Regions from separate parts of the Homo sapiens genome. Here all the other regions are linked to region 3. A link is a contact called in ENCODE Hi-C or POLR2A ChIA-PET data. All regions are on one chromosome and are shown on one strand. The core of a region is the stretch at or near the end of the contact, and the rest is flanking DNA. Distances in the headings are between cores, read along the strand shown. Region 1 holds the start of LINC01392 (long intergenic non-protein coding RNA 1392). Region 2 has its middle 170 kb from the start of SNORA25B. Region 3 holds the start of MDFIC (MyoD family inhibitor domain containing).

Evidence for each region. Hi-C counts contacts between places; a loop is a spot of excess contacts on that map. ChIA-PET counts read pairs that join two places held with the same protein, here RNA polymerase II (POLR2A). Pooled maps may share reads with other maps.
Region 1: a loop to region 3 is called in a map of PC-9, with 2.1 times the contacts of the local background. The contact joins the promoter of LINC01392 here to the promoter of MDFIC in region 3. A Hi-C loop is called at or near these places in 1 of 168 maps with a recorded cell type or tissue (PC-9) and 11 of 50 pooled maps. POLR2A ChIA-PET finds 5 or more read pairs at or near these places in 2 of 52 experiments (CD4-positive, alpha-beta memory T cell and activated CD4-positive, alpha-beta T cell).
Region 2: a map of B cell shows a loop between it and region 3 (3-fold over the local background). The contact joins the enhancer-like site here to the promoter of MDFIC in region 3. A Hi-C loop is called at or near these places in 1 of 168 maps with a recorded cell type or tissue (B cell), 1 of 37 single-sample maps with no recorded cell type and 5 of 50 pooled maps.

The regions. Positions count from the first base shown.
Region 1 is chr7:115,228,988-115,232,828 of GRCh38, forward strand. LINC01392 (long intergenic non-protein coding RNA 1392) reads right to left here and starts at 2,368. Exons shown (of 5, transcript NR_126407.1): 1 at 2,196-2,368.
Region 2 is chr7:115,408,329-115,412,449 of GRCh38, forward strand. No RefSeq gene overlaps it. Among named protein-coding and RNA genes, the nearest start is that of SNORA25B, 170 kb to the right of the region's middle. Within about 2 kb of position 2,868, at least 3 of the 41 ENCODE cell types and tissues checked have a DNase peak (open chromatin) inside an H3K27ac peak, as active enhancers do; they include B cell, where a contact is called at or near this core.
Region 3 is chr7:114,920,141-114,924,319 of GRCh38, forward strand. MDFIC (MyoD family inhibitor domain containing) reads left to right here and starts at 1,954. Exons shown (of 5, transcript NM_001166345.3): 1 at 1,954-2,496; 2 at 2,787-2,987. The coding sequence starts at 2,894. RefSeq lists silencers at 1,894-2,033, 2,364-2,413, 2,424-2,603, 2,834-2,973.

The sequences.
Region 1 (3,841 bases), core at 1,118-3,617, 310 kb after region 3:
CACCCAAAAAGGTCACTTGGCATTTTAGCTCCTGAGATGGGGACACACTGGGTGGGTAATAATGGCCAGAGAAGTCAAAGGGATAAACTTAGAAGCCACTATCTCTACAACTTTAAAAACTCAAACCCTACCTCCTGTTGGGGCATAAAATTTTGAAAACCATTTGTAGACTTATCAGTGAGAGCCTGGGTATAAAAGAGGAATGATGCTTTGCAAAATCCCCCAAGACTGCCCGAGCCTTTTCATGGTAATGAAGAAATGTCAGTGGAAGTTGATGGGGCGTGTGTGCATGTGTATGGATGTGGGGGTGGATGGGGCGCGAGAGAGGGAAAGGCTGGCAGACTGAAATTTTACATCTCAAATGTCATTTGGAAATCACTTGCGTACTCCAAGCCCAAGTCCTAAACTCTTCTGCTATTAAAAATGGTCTGCAAACAGGTCAGTCTGCTGTAAAAAATTGATTTGACAACAGCATTTTTAAGTCTTTGACGGCTTGAAGTTGGCAGCATTTTCTTCCGCTCTGATGTGGTTTGAACAGAAGCATGTTTATCTGTTATTTATGTAACAGCCTGATGAAAAAATGGGGCATGTGCTTCCCTTCTATTTGTCTTCTGCATTAACCTCATTTTGAGGTCAGGTGAAAATGCTATAGGTACTGATTGCAGCACGTTATCAGCATTATTGCTTAATGTGCCATCAACCACAAGTGCAAGTGGGCTCAGGATCATCGCCGCGGTCTTCCCAGGAATCATTTATCTGGGGCTAACTCCGAAAAAATCATTTAGAATTGTGACATTTAAAAATAAAGATTAAAAGTTCTGAAAGGAGCAGAAGTCATCCACACAGGGCCCTCTTGGCACCATAAATCAAAGTTTGTTAGAGCTGCAAATTGGAAGAGCATAACACAGAGGTGCAACCCTTTGATGTGGTTATGCAACTCACTGGTCTCCACCACTTACTAGACCACTTCTATTTTTGAGTACTATTCTCACAACGTAGACTGTGATTTTTTGGCAAACAAGCACAAAATCCAGGGTTAAAAAAGATAAAATGTATCTAGCATAAAGCATCTTTTAAATGGAAATGCCAAGTTCTTTATAAATTTGAAAAATTTATTCATTACCCGGCTTCTAGGGGAGCCCCTTATTTCCATTTTTTTTGCTGGGGCTATCTGTTTCACCCCACTAGGCTTTCCAAATGGCTGTCCACAGATGCTGAGCCTTTGGTCACCTCCGAGTGGTGTTTGGAAAGAGTACTGGGGAACTGGGCTGCTTTTTGGCCTCCTTGCACACAATTCAAGTCAGAGCTTTTGATCTTAAGGTAATATAGAGCTTGGAAACAAAAAATCTGCATTTAGTTTGGAATATCTGAAAATGATAGTGGTTAGGAAAAAGGATGTTAGGCATGGTTTGTGTGCAGGCTATTATAGGTACTTCCTTTCCAAAAAGGTGATATTTAGTGCTACAAATTAGTTATCATATCAGTATTAGAAGCTTTGTTAGGAATTCCAAATAATACGCAATTGTGATTATACACAAGGTGTTTGCAAGCCCCATCTTGTAGGTATTATTAAGCCACAGAATATTTTATACATTTTAATAATTAATAGTCAAACACCTTGCTAAATACTACTCCTTTTGAGGAGAAGTAGTAGAGAAAGAATACAATTGGCTGTTTATATTTTTGTCTTATTCATAAAGAGAATAAAATTATGTAAAAGTATTTATAAGGAATTTATCATCCCAAATGCATTTTAATAGTTGTAGATAAATACTTCTGTTTTGAGAAGGCTTCAGAGCTGTAACAGAAAATGAAATAAAGGGCTCATGTGGAAAGAACTTTACAGCATGCTGCAACTTGATTGTTCACACTTCAAAGCAATTCTAAGAAAAACTGTAAATAAGGACTAGGCATAAAACTCTGCTGGCACCTGGGAATACTCAGCCCACTGCACAACAGAACAGAATCTGAATTCTGGCAAACAGCCAACCTCTGTGGATAAATCTGGAAAGGCTTAATGTACACTGAAGAACTGATGTACTCAGAAACTATGTGGGTGTACTTAGCTTCATGCCACTTAGAGAACTCATTGACTTCCCTGAATACAAAGTAGATCTGGTCATCATGTGTTACACCAGATTCTAGTACTGCTTGCAAGCCCATAATAAAACCCAGAGTTTATAGGAAGGACTCACCTTTCTCAAGAGATACTTCTCCTACTCTCTCTCCTTTTTAATGCTCATTTGGACTTATTAGACTCTCCAAAGCAGTTCTCATACACTTTAACAAGATGAAGATATACTAGGAAAGGTAATTGGGTGAGCATTACTAAGTGTGAGTCATAAATAGTGTAACAAAGGCTTTGAGTGAGTCATCTGCCTAAGTTACCATAGCTATACCCAACATAACACTGCCTTTCTCTTTGTTAAGTGGACAAACTACCATAACGTCTAACAGTATCAATAGCATGTTTTTTTGAATAGCTCATTTTTAAATATTCTCAGTTGTTTAAGTTTATGTCATATATTTTCCAGATTAAGGCTCTTTGGAACAGAAACCACTGTTATAAAGATAGGCAACAGATCACTTGCGTATTTTAAAACAAGAAATGCACAGACATTGTAGGGATTTGTTTTTTCATGATAGCCTGGTAATAAAAAAGTTTAATACAAAACCTTTCATCTTCAAAGGGATCTGAAAAACGTAATTATTCAACGCAATAGCAAATGTTAGATTTCTATTAAGTTAGCTGAATTTTCCAGTTTCTTTCCTTCCCTCAGCATACATTTTCCTATTGCTGGCTTCACCAGAAAAATAACAGCTTAAAATTTATCCCTAAGCTAAAACCCATTAAATGATTGACACAATCTTAGCTAACATGAAAAGTGACTTATATAAAACCTGGTTTGCTGTTTGGGGGCATATTCTGCTCTCAGCAAATGAATGCACATTTTTCTCCATTGATCAGTGGAAAGAAGTGAATATTCTTCAAACATGAAACTTTCTTATATAGCTAAATATCTTTTGTGCTACTATGAGTCATTCCTGAGCATGTCTTTTATTCCTTTGTGATTTTATCAAAGTTCAGATATTTTTAAAAGATCTTGGAATTTTCTAAATAGGGTTCACGTAATATATTCTCCAGCTATATACTTTTTTTTAAAAGGTATTAGAACGAATTCAGATCCTGACATACCATCTTGTGTTTCACATATGATCAGTCACCTTCTTAAGATGATAACAACTTTGACGTTGCAAATGAACACATTCCCATGTGCTTGAGGCCAAAAAGAGGCAGTCAGTGAAACTAAAAGGAATTGCCTGAATATGACTGTTATTTCTATTTGTTGCTAGGTTCTTATTGGAATCTGTGTTGGTAAATTAATTTGGGGTGCACATATCATAGGGTTGATATTCACTTTGTGTCACCAATATGGCTGTATTTCTTATTGAAATACTGAGAAATTTCTGTATAGATTAGTAGGTAGCTGTTGCTGCAGACCCTGCCAAATGTCTGTCTGTCTTTTCCTGCTGCTCTGGTCCCACACGGGGATTGTCGCTTCTTCTCCTTACTTCAGAAATTGTTAATATCTTTGCACGAGTTTTTTCTTGGGCTCTATTCCTGAGCCAAGACTAGCATCTATTCTGGTTGGTTGTTGTTTACGCTACACATATATTTTAAAAGTCACCTCAGCTTCTGTGTATGGGAAGTGATGGAGTCAGAGTGTCCTAATTGAATCCTGAGTTCTGCTACTCAGCAATGCATGATTTTGGGTGGGTTGTTTACCTGCTCTGTGTCCCAGTTACTTCCTATGTAAAATGGAAATAATAAAATGAATTA
Region 2 (4,121 bases), core at 1,618-4,117, 490 kb after region 3:
TCCTGGTACAGGATCCCAGGGATCCCAGGGCTGGTAACAGGGTGCTGCTCTCAACTCAAGGACAAAGAGGCCAGGGATGAGAATGGTCACTCAACCGAGATATGGAGACTGTTCTCTGTAGAGGTCTGGGTGACAGAAATCATCACTTTTGACTGAGGAGCCCATACGGCTTTCAGTGATCATGCAAAGAGGCACTTGGGAGAATAAATACCAATGCCCTACTCTCCTTTCTGATATCCTGCCAGTGTTTCTCATTGCCATGATCAGAGGGAAAAATAACCTGCTGATAAAGGTCCAAGCAGGTCAACCACCAGTGACACAGAGCAGGGTGGATCTGGAAGGCAAAAGGAATATATGTATCCAGCAACACCTATTTGTATAATATTTTATTAAGATGGCATATCATTGTGAAATTAGTTACCCTTCCATGATAAAGCTTTTTTATTTTTCCTCTTAAAAAGAAATGAGCAACATTTTTATGAATATCTTGGTATACAATACTTTTTTCACCTGAATAATTCCTAAGAAATGACACTGAAAATTATGTGATTGTTTTTCAGGAAAAGAATAGTTTCATGTGAGAAATATCTATTGTTTTAATTTAGGAAAACTGGCTAGCCATATGCAGAAAATTAAAATTGGACCCCTTCCTCACACCTTATACAAAAATTAACTCAAGATGGATTAAAGACTTAAACGTAAGACCTAAAACCATAGAAACCCTAGAAGAAAACCTAGGCAATACCATTCAGGACATAGGCGTGGACAAAGATTTCATGACTGAAACACCAAAAAAAATGGCAACAAAAGCCAAAATTGACAAATGGGATCTAGTTAAACTAAAGAGCTTCTGCACAACAAAAGAAACTATTATCAGAGTGAACAGGCAACCTACAGAATGGGAGAAAATTTTTGCAATCTGTCCATCTGACAAAGGGCTAATATCCAGAATCTACAAAGAACTTAAACAAATTTACAATAAAAAAAAAAACAACCCCTTCAAAAAGTGGGTGAAGGATATGAACAGACACTTCTCAAAAGAAGACATTTATGCGGCCATCAAACATATGAAAAAAAGCTCATCATCACTGGTCATTAGAGAAACACAAATCAAAACCACAATGACATACCATCTCATGCCAGTTAGAATAGCAATCATTAAAAAGTCAGGAAACAACAGATGCTGGAGAAGATGTGGATAAATAATTTGTGTTTCTATATCATTTTTAGAGTATTTGAACTGTAATTCATTAAAAATTATATTAAATTTGTGTACAGTAAAATGTTTTCAGAATTCTTATATTTGTCATATAGGAATCACATATAACATCAGGATAGTTGAAAGAAAAAATATTTGTTTTAGGAGATAAAGAAACTCAGGCTCATTAAGGTTCATGGTTTGCTTTCAAGTCATATGGCCAGAAGTTACTAATGTTTAGGTTACATGCTAAGCTACTGCAAGAGAGCTTTACTTAAAACAAAGCTCCACTTGTTCAAAATCTACTTGACTTCATCCTCTATACAGCAGACAGGTGGAGTAACTTCCATTTAACAGCTATGACCAGATGTTGCATATATCACATTTACTCATCTAGTTATCATGTTCTGTTGGCCAGATTTTAGTCACAGGCTTTCACCTACATTCAAGGATGGCTGGGAAATGTAGTTTCTACCTGATCATTCACGTTCTACCAGTAAAGATTCTATTAATTAAGGAGGAGAGTAGAATGGATGTTGAAGACGATTAGCAGGCAATTCTAGGGTGCCTCCCTCTGACCATCCACATATCAATATACACCTGTATTGTACACATACAACATTCTCTTTCCTTCCTGACAGAAGAGATCTAGAGTTAAAACCAACAAAAAGTCTATGTATCACGGTGAAACACAGTACTCTCCAGTGCAGGAAGTGGCTACCTATTGTCCTGTGACTTATAAACTAAAAGGCACATGCCCTCCACATGCTCAATCTACATATAATGGTGCAGTAGGAATAATATAACTAGAAATTCAAAAGAGGGAAGAAGGTAAAACACACAAGTCATTAAATCCTGCTGATTGAAAATTCTGAAGACATCATGCTGTGAAAGTTTTTCTGTTAGCCCAGCTATTTGCTGTGGGTTTTGGAAATGATTCCTTTGTCCAGCGTTCTCTGTAATTCTGTCTTTGTCCTCTTGTAAAATTTACTCTGTGGCCACAAATGAAAATGGAGTTGAAGAACACGTCCTTGCAGTCTTATACTGCTGGCATAGACTTTGGGAAACAAAGGTTAATTTAGAGGTTCCGTACCACAGGCTTTTGCAGGCCAGACCATGGTGAGCAATGTTTCCTTTTCACCACTTTGCTTCCTGTCAGCAACATGTGAAGAAACCAAAGTGAAGGAATCTTCTCTGGTTATAGATTTTGTAACTTCAAACTTTCATTTATGTACTAGTTCCTAGGCTCAGAATATTCCCCACCCATCTCAATTTAATGGCAGCTTCCGTTAGACCATCCGTAACATTAGCTGAATGAGAGGACAATATTAAACTGACCTCAGATGCTGGGTTGCTCCAATTTTCTGATGAAGGAAATTTAATATGGCAATCTCTAGAAAGGCTCTCAGCCACCATGCTCTCTTCTGCTGTTTGGGCTTCAGATATATTTGGAATTTGGCTTTTTTTTTTTTTTTAAATCTTTTAAGGTTTCAAATTTCTGAACTCACAGACAATATAGTTTGGTTTTTTTTTTTTTTTTTTGTAATGTAAGATGTTTGCTTTGGTTACAATTTTAACACATTGATTTGTTGTGTAAGAGATATTAAATTTCTTTTGTTAGGCTAATTTGACACTTCCCCTTTTCTCTAGCAATGTATTCTTTGACAACCAAATTACCCACAAAGCTGGCAAGTTAGAAGAGGAAGCAAAAATGAAACTTTCAACCAGTCTCCTCTCTCAAACCAAAATGGCCTATTTCTAATTCAGATAAAACCGTGACTTCGAAAGACCATTGCTGCAGGCTTCTTATTGACCCCTGACTGTGATTTTATGATTAAAACAAACAAATTTTATGATTAAAACAAAAACAAAAGCAAAAAACAGAAAAAATATCCCTGCAAGAAAATATCATCAAAGATCAGCGCCTGTTGTAATCAATGGGACAGAGAGTCCCATTAGCTCCATTAGAAAGGATTTCTTCCCTTCCATCTCTGTTTCAATCTGGCTACTGATTGACTAAGTCTATCTCTTTCCTAGTAACTTACTAAAAGGAGAAAGAATCTGCTAAAAATACACAGACATTTTAACTTTTTTTTCTAGCCATGTACCCTAGAGCTTCAATTCTCATAAAGATGTGTTCTACCTCTAAAATTATCATAGTTAACTGTTTTATTAGATTTGGCCCCAATATAACAAGAGCCACCAGCTTTCTAGCCAAGCCAGTAACACATTTTGGGGTTTCTTATGGCAATACTCCACTTTTAGATGCCAATTTTCAAATTAGGATATGACCTACTTTGTAAAAATGATACAACAAAATACCCAATTCAAATAATATAGAAGGACATTTTTTTTTTTTTTTTCTCATTTCGCTGTTCAGAGGAACTTGATCCAGGGCAGATAGATTGACCATGCCATTCTCAATGAAAGATTCTGATACACGGATGCAAATCAGCTGTTCCACTTAGATCCATTTTTTTTCCCAGTAGCAGAAAACAGTACAAAACAAAACAAAAAACAAGGGACATGGAAAGTAAGTACCTTCCTGTGGAAAGATGTGACTTCAATTGCAAAGTTCACTTCAGCTTACGTTATTTTGGCAAGAAGTTAGTCACATTGCCACATTTAACTACAAAAGAGACAGAGAAATGTAGTTTGGCTAGGTAGTCTCCAGGTAGGAGGTTTTAGCACTGAGGAAGAAGGAAATGGCTACTGGAGAAAAATCAGAAGGTGCTGTATTCCTCTCCACTGTTCTTTTCACTAAATTGACCTTGAGAAATAGCCTGGCTTTTTAGAAATACAAATGATGAGAGAAGTGAGTACAAAGGTTGAATTTAAAAAAGTAGTTTCTGGGGGGCAGGGTGTGAGAAGATATTTATTTCCAAATTTTCCCTCAGGTCAAAATAGCTGATAACCAAGATAC
Region 3 (4,179 bases), core at 704-3,203:
AGTAATAATAGTTGATACTTTTGAACACCTTTTCCCTTGAGAGTCTTCCAAATTTTATAGGAAAACTACCTTACTTAGTGCTCAAAAAGAAACTCTATGAAGAATTTCATTCTCATATTATGAGGCAACCAAGGTATAGAGTGGGTGACTAACTGTCCAAAGTCACACAGCTGAATGAGGTACAGTATTTGACAACCTTGGTGATGCTACCCTACAGCTTCTCATTTGCTCCTAATGTTATTTTAATTTTATGTCTTCTCCATTAAAGATTTTAAAATTTAATTTAAGGAATATCTATGGAATCACCCACCACGTGTGCAATATTAAGGACTGTGTGAAATTAAATGAACAAATACTTATCATTGATTATGACTTTCTAGAAGAAAGCTGTAACTTCTTTATATTATTGGACTTTAACATCTTTGTGAGAGAATTTTAAAAATAGGGCAAGGAATGATACAGGGATAAAACAGAATTTTCCAGAGCAGGTAAACAACTCCTTTGAGTGCAGATGATGCTGCAGTGAACTCTGAGACGTCCTAAATGTTTGTTCTCTAGTGGTGATGAAGTCATCTTCAGAACTGATCTGCTTCCATCAGACAAATTCCAAACAGTCCAGGCTCCTAGATAAGTTTTCAAGAGAGGTAATGCACTTGATTTCATACCATTTCTGAAATCTCCAAGTGAAAAAAAAATGTTAGTTATGTGTAATGGGGCAAAATGTCATTTGTCTTTTTGGGGAGAATGGTCTGAATGACTGTCATCAGCAACTTTGAAGGCTGTTTTTTTTTTTTTTTTTTTTTTTTTAAATGGAGTCTTGCTCTTGTCGCCCAGGCTGGAGTGCAATGGCACAATTTCTTCTCACTGCAACCTTTGCCTCCTGTGTTCAAGCGATTCTCCTGCTTCAGCCTCCCAGTAGCTAGAATTACTGGCGCCCGCCACAATGCTCAGCTAATATTTGTATTTTTAGTAGAGATTGGGTTTCACCATGTTGGCCAGGCTGGTCTCGAACTCTTGACCTCAGGTGATCCACCTGCCTCGGCCTCCCAAAGTGCTGGGATTACAGGCGTGAGCCACCGCTCCCGGCCGAAGGCTGGCTTTTTTACCATCATTGAAATCAAGTTAGAATGCACTGTCTCTTCATAGGTAACAAGTAAATCTTTGTAATCAATTGGAATAAATTCCAATGAGCTTTTTGAAAAAATGAAATTTCTGGGATATTATTAATGATGCACATAGAAAGACAGTGAATCCAATGCACATTTTCTTCAGTTTTGATAACGTTACTGTGATTCCTCGCTTGTCCAAAAGAATCGAAGAATGAGTTCGTTCTAGCTTTCTACAAATGAATTCTGCATTTCATTCACAATGAAATAAAAGAGCAAAAGTTATCTGAGTATACCACTAAAGTACTATATATCTGTAAATTACTTTACACTTGCTATCCTCGGCTCATCAGATTAAGCTACAATCAGAATGTCTCATTTATAAACGGAAAGTTGATCAGCTTTTTACTTCCGACCACAAGTTTATCTCCCCTCAGATACCACTGATCCAGTGAGGCATTTAGCTTGCCATAGGCCAGGCTGGGGCCAGTACCACGGCATCCGCAAGGGTGCCAACCTTGTTTGCCTGGATGCCTCCAGCAGATTCGCGCAAACTGCAACTGGTTTTACATCAGGAATACTGTTTGACCAAAGAGTAATTTAGGAGCCAGAGATGAAGTGAGTAAACGTTCAACCGAGGGGTCAAGGTTTCAAACGCACACGTTCTCTATCCCACCAGGAAAGTTCGATACTGTAACAGTGTTTTCGTTTTTCCTTGTCCACCCTAAAGGTTTTCGTCAGGATATTCCCAAAGCCTCCGTCGGTCTGGGGGCAGGAGTAGGGAGAAGGGATGAGGTGACTTTTTGGGCGGGGTGGGGGGAACGTCTGGGCAGCCAGGGACCTGCCCATTCACTCCCCTTTCCCAGCCCCGGGAGGGCGCAGCGCCCGGGTGGGGAGCCCGAGCCAGCCCAGGCCGGCTCTGGCCTCCTGACCCAGACAGCGCAGGGCGCGAGGGATCGCGCGGCCGAGCCCGGGTCGCGCCGCTCCCAGCATCGGGGCCGCTAGCCAAGAGTTCGAGGCCTTCCCGATCCGGATGTGATGAAAAAGAGCAACAGAGGGAGAAGTGTTTCAGGATTGTAGGAGTGGAAGAGGGGAAAGAGAGGCAGAGAGGGGGAAGGCCCCCTCGCAGGGGAGCCGGCTGGAGTGAGCTGGCTGGAAAGAGGGGGCGGAGTGCGCGGAGTCAGAGCCGCCACCGCTGCCGCAGTTGCCGCCACTGCGGCGTCTGGGCTGAGCCGGAGGGAGGCGGGAGGACGCGCAGGGGCGGCCGCCGCCGTCGTCAGGCCACCGGGGCGAAAATGCGGCCGCTGCCGGAGGCTCGCTAACTTTCCGGGGCGGAAGAGGAGGAGGAGGAGGAGGAAGGGGCTTGGAGCGACTACGGGGGGATGCGGAGGTAGGTAGTGGTCTCCGGGCGGGGAAGAGGAGGGGTTTGATCCCCATCCCCGGGGTTCTCCCAAACCCGATCTCTCTTTCCAGCCCCTCCCCGCTGGGTCCACCTCGGACCCCTGGGACCCCGCCGCTGTCAACTTGCGCTGTAACAGTTTTCTTCGCAAGTTTCAAATCAAAACTTCCCCGGGGTGGAGTTTGAGGGAGGGAAGTGGAGGGGGAGGGAACGTCCCGCAGGGGTGGTGTGCTCTTCTCTAAAAACATTTTTTTTTTTAATTTTGTATATTTTTCCGCCAGAAGCAGTCAGTTCCCTGCACCCAGCACCTCACAGCCCTTCCTCCGTGCGCCCTGCCGGGCGGCGAGCTAGGCGGCAGCGGCGCGGCGCGGGCTCGGCGGAGCGGCCCATGTCCGGCGCGGGCGAAGCCCTCGCTCCCGGGCCCGTGGGGCCGCAGCGCGTGGCCGAGGCGGGCGGCGGCCAGCTGGGCTCCACAGCCCAGGGTGAGTGCGCGCTTGCAAGTGGCAAGCTTCTTTGTCATTGTTGCATTTTTCAGTTTGCTCACAAGTGCACAGATAGGGGTGGGGGGAGTGCTGTGAGGAGGGGCTCCCACTCGTAGTTGAGAACTTTTGCACAGTTCGCGTTACTCAGGCAAGTTCTTCAGGATCCTTGCCCTAGATCAACAACCGGGTAAGAGGGCGGGAACCGTTGGTCCCTCCACTCCCCCTTCCTTTGGTTGCGAAGAAACAGGATGACAGGATTGCTTCTTTCTTAAGCATATGCATGTTTGGGCCTAAGACTCAATGTGTAGGTTCTGAAGCGCTTCTCCTCTAGGTCTCTTCAGCAGATCCAGGACTGCCGCAGCTCTCTGAACAAGCGTGCACTTACTCCATTTCATCTTTCTGTTTCTTGTTGGCTCCTCTACCACCCGGTTGATAATTCAGGTTTCTGTGACCAGTAGCTTTGGAATGGCTTATGCTTGTTTTCAATAACTGGTTTGTTTTGAAATAAATAAACAAGGTTTATAAGAAACACTTTCCAAGAATGAATTAGCTTCTTTGTGTTCTTCCAAAGTGTAAACACACACAGCCTATAAAATACTCTTGTGTCTGGGAAACTTCCATAACAAGCTTCTAAACGAGTTGAACCTTTCTTCTCTTGAAGGCAATATACTTTAGGTTTCCATTGGTGACAGAGAGGAAGGTTCTTAAACTTCTAATGCATTTTACTCTAAGGATGGTTTTGAGCTAAAGAATTCTGTCACTGATATATCAGAACTAAGTAATTTTTCCAGTGCTCAAAAACCTAGCATATACCCCTGATTTTAGGCATAAACTGATAGCTTTATTTCCCACTTGTACTAATGTAGTGAATCTTAGGGATTTTTTTTAAGGCAGCAAAAATTGGAGAAGGAGTTAACTTTCAAGCTGCAATAGGTAAAAGCAGAAAACATCTTGGTTAAATTAAAATGTTCTGGCACCCAGGGCTGTTAAACTGAATTACATTTATCATTATTTTTTGCCTCTAAATGAGTGACTCAGCTTTCTAAACAGAAAATAAAAATGATTAACTGCAGAAAATCAGAGAACTAGAATGATAAACATATGTTTTCTGAGAAGCAGCCCGTGTTCTCCACCTTGTATTGTCAGCACAATCATTTTCCTGTCATTAGGCATGCCCTTAGTAGTCATATCG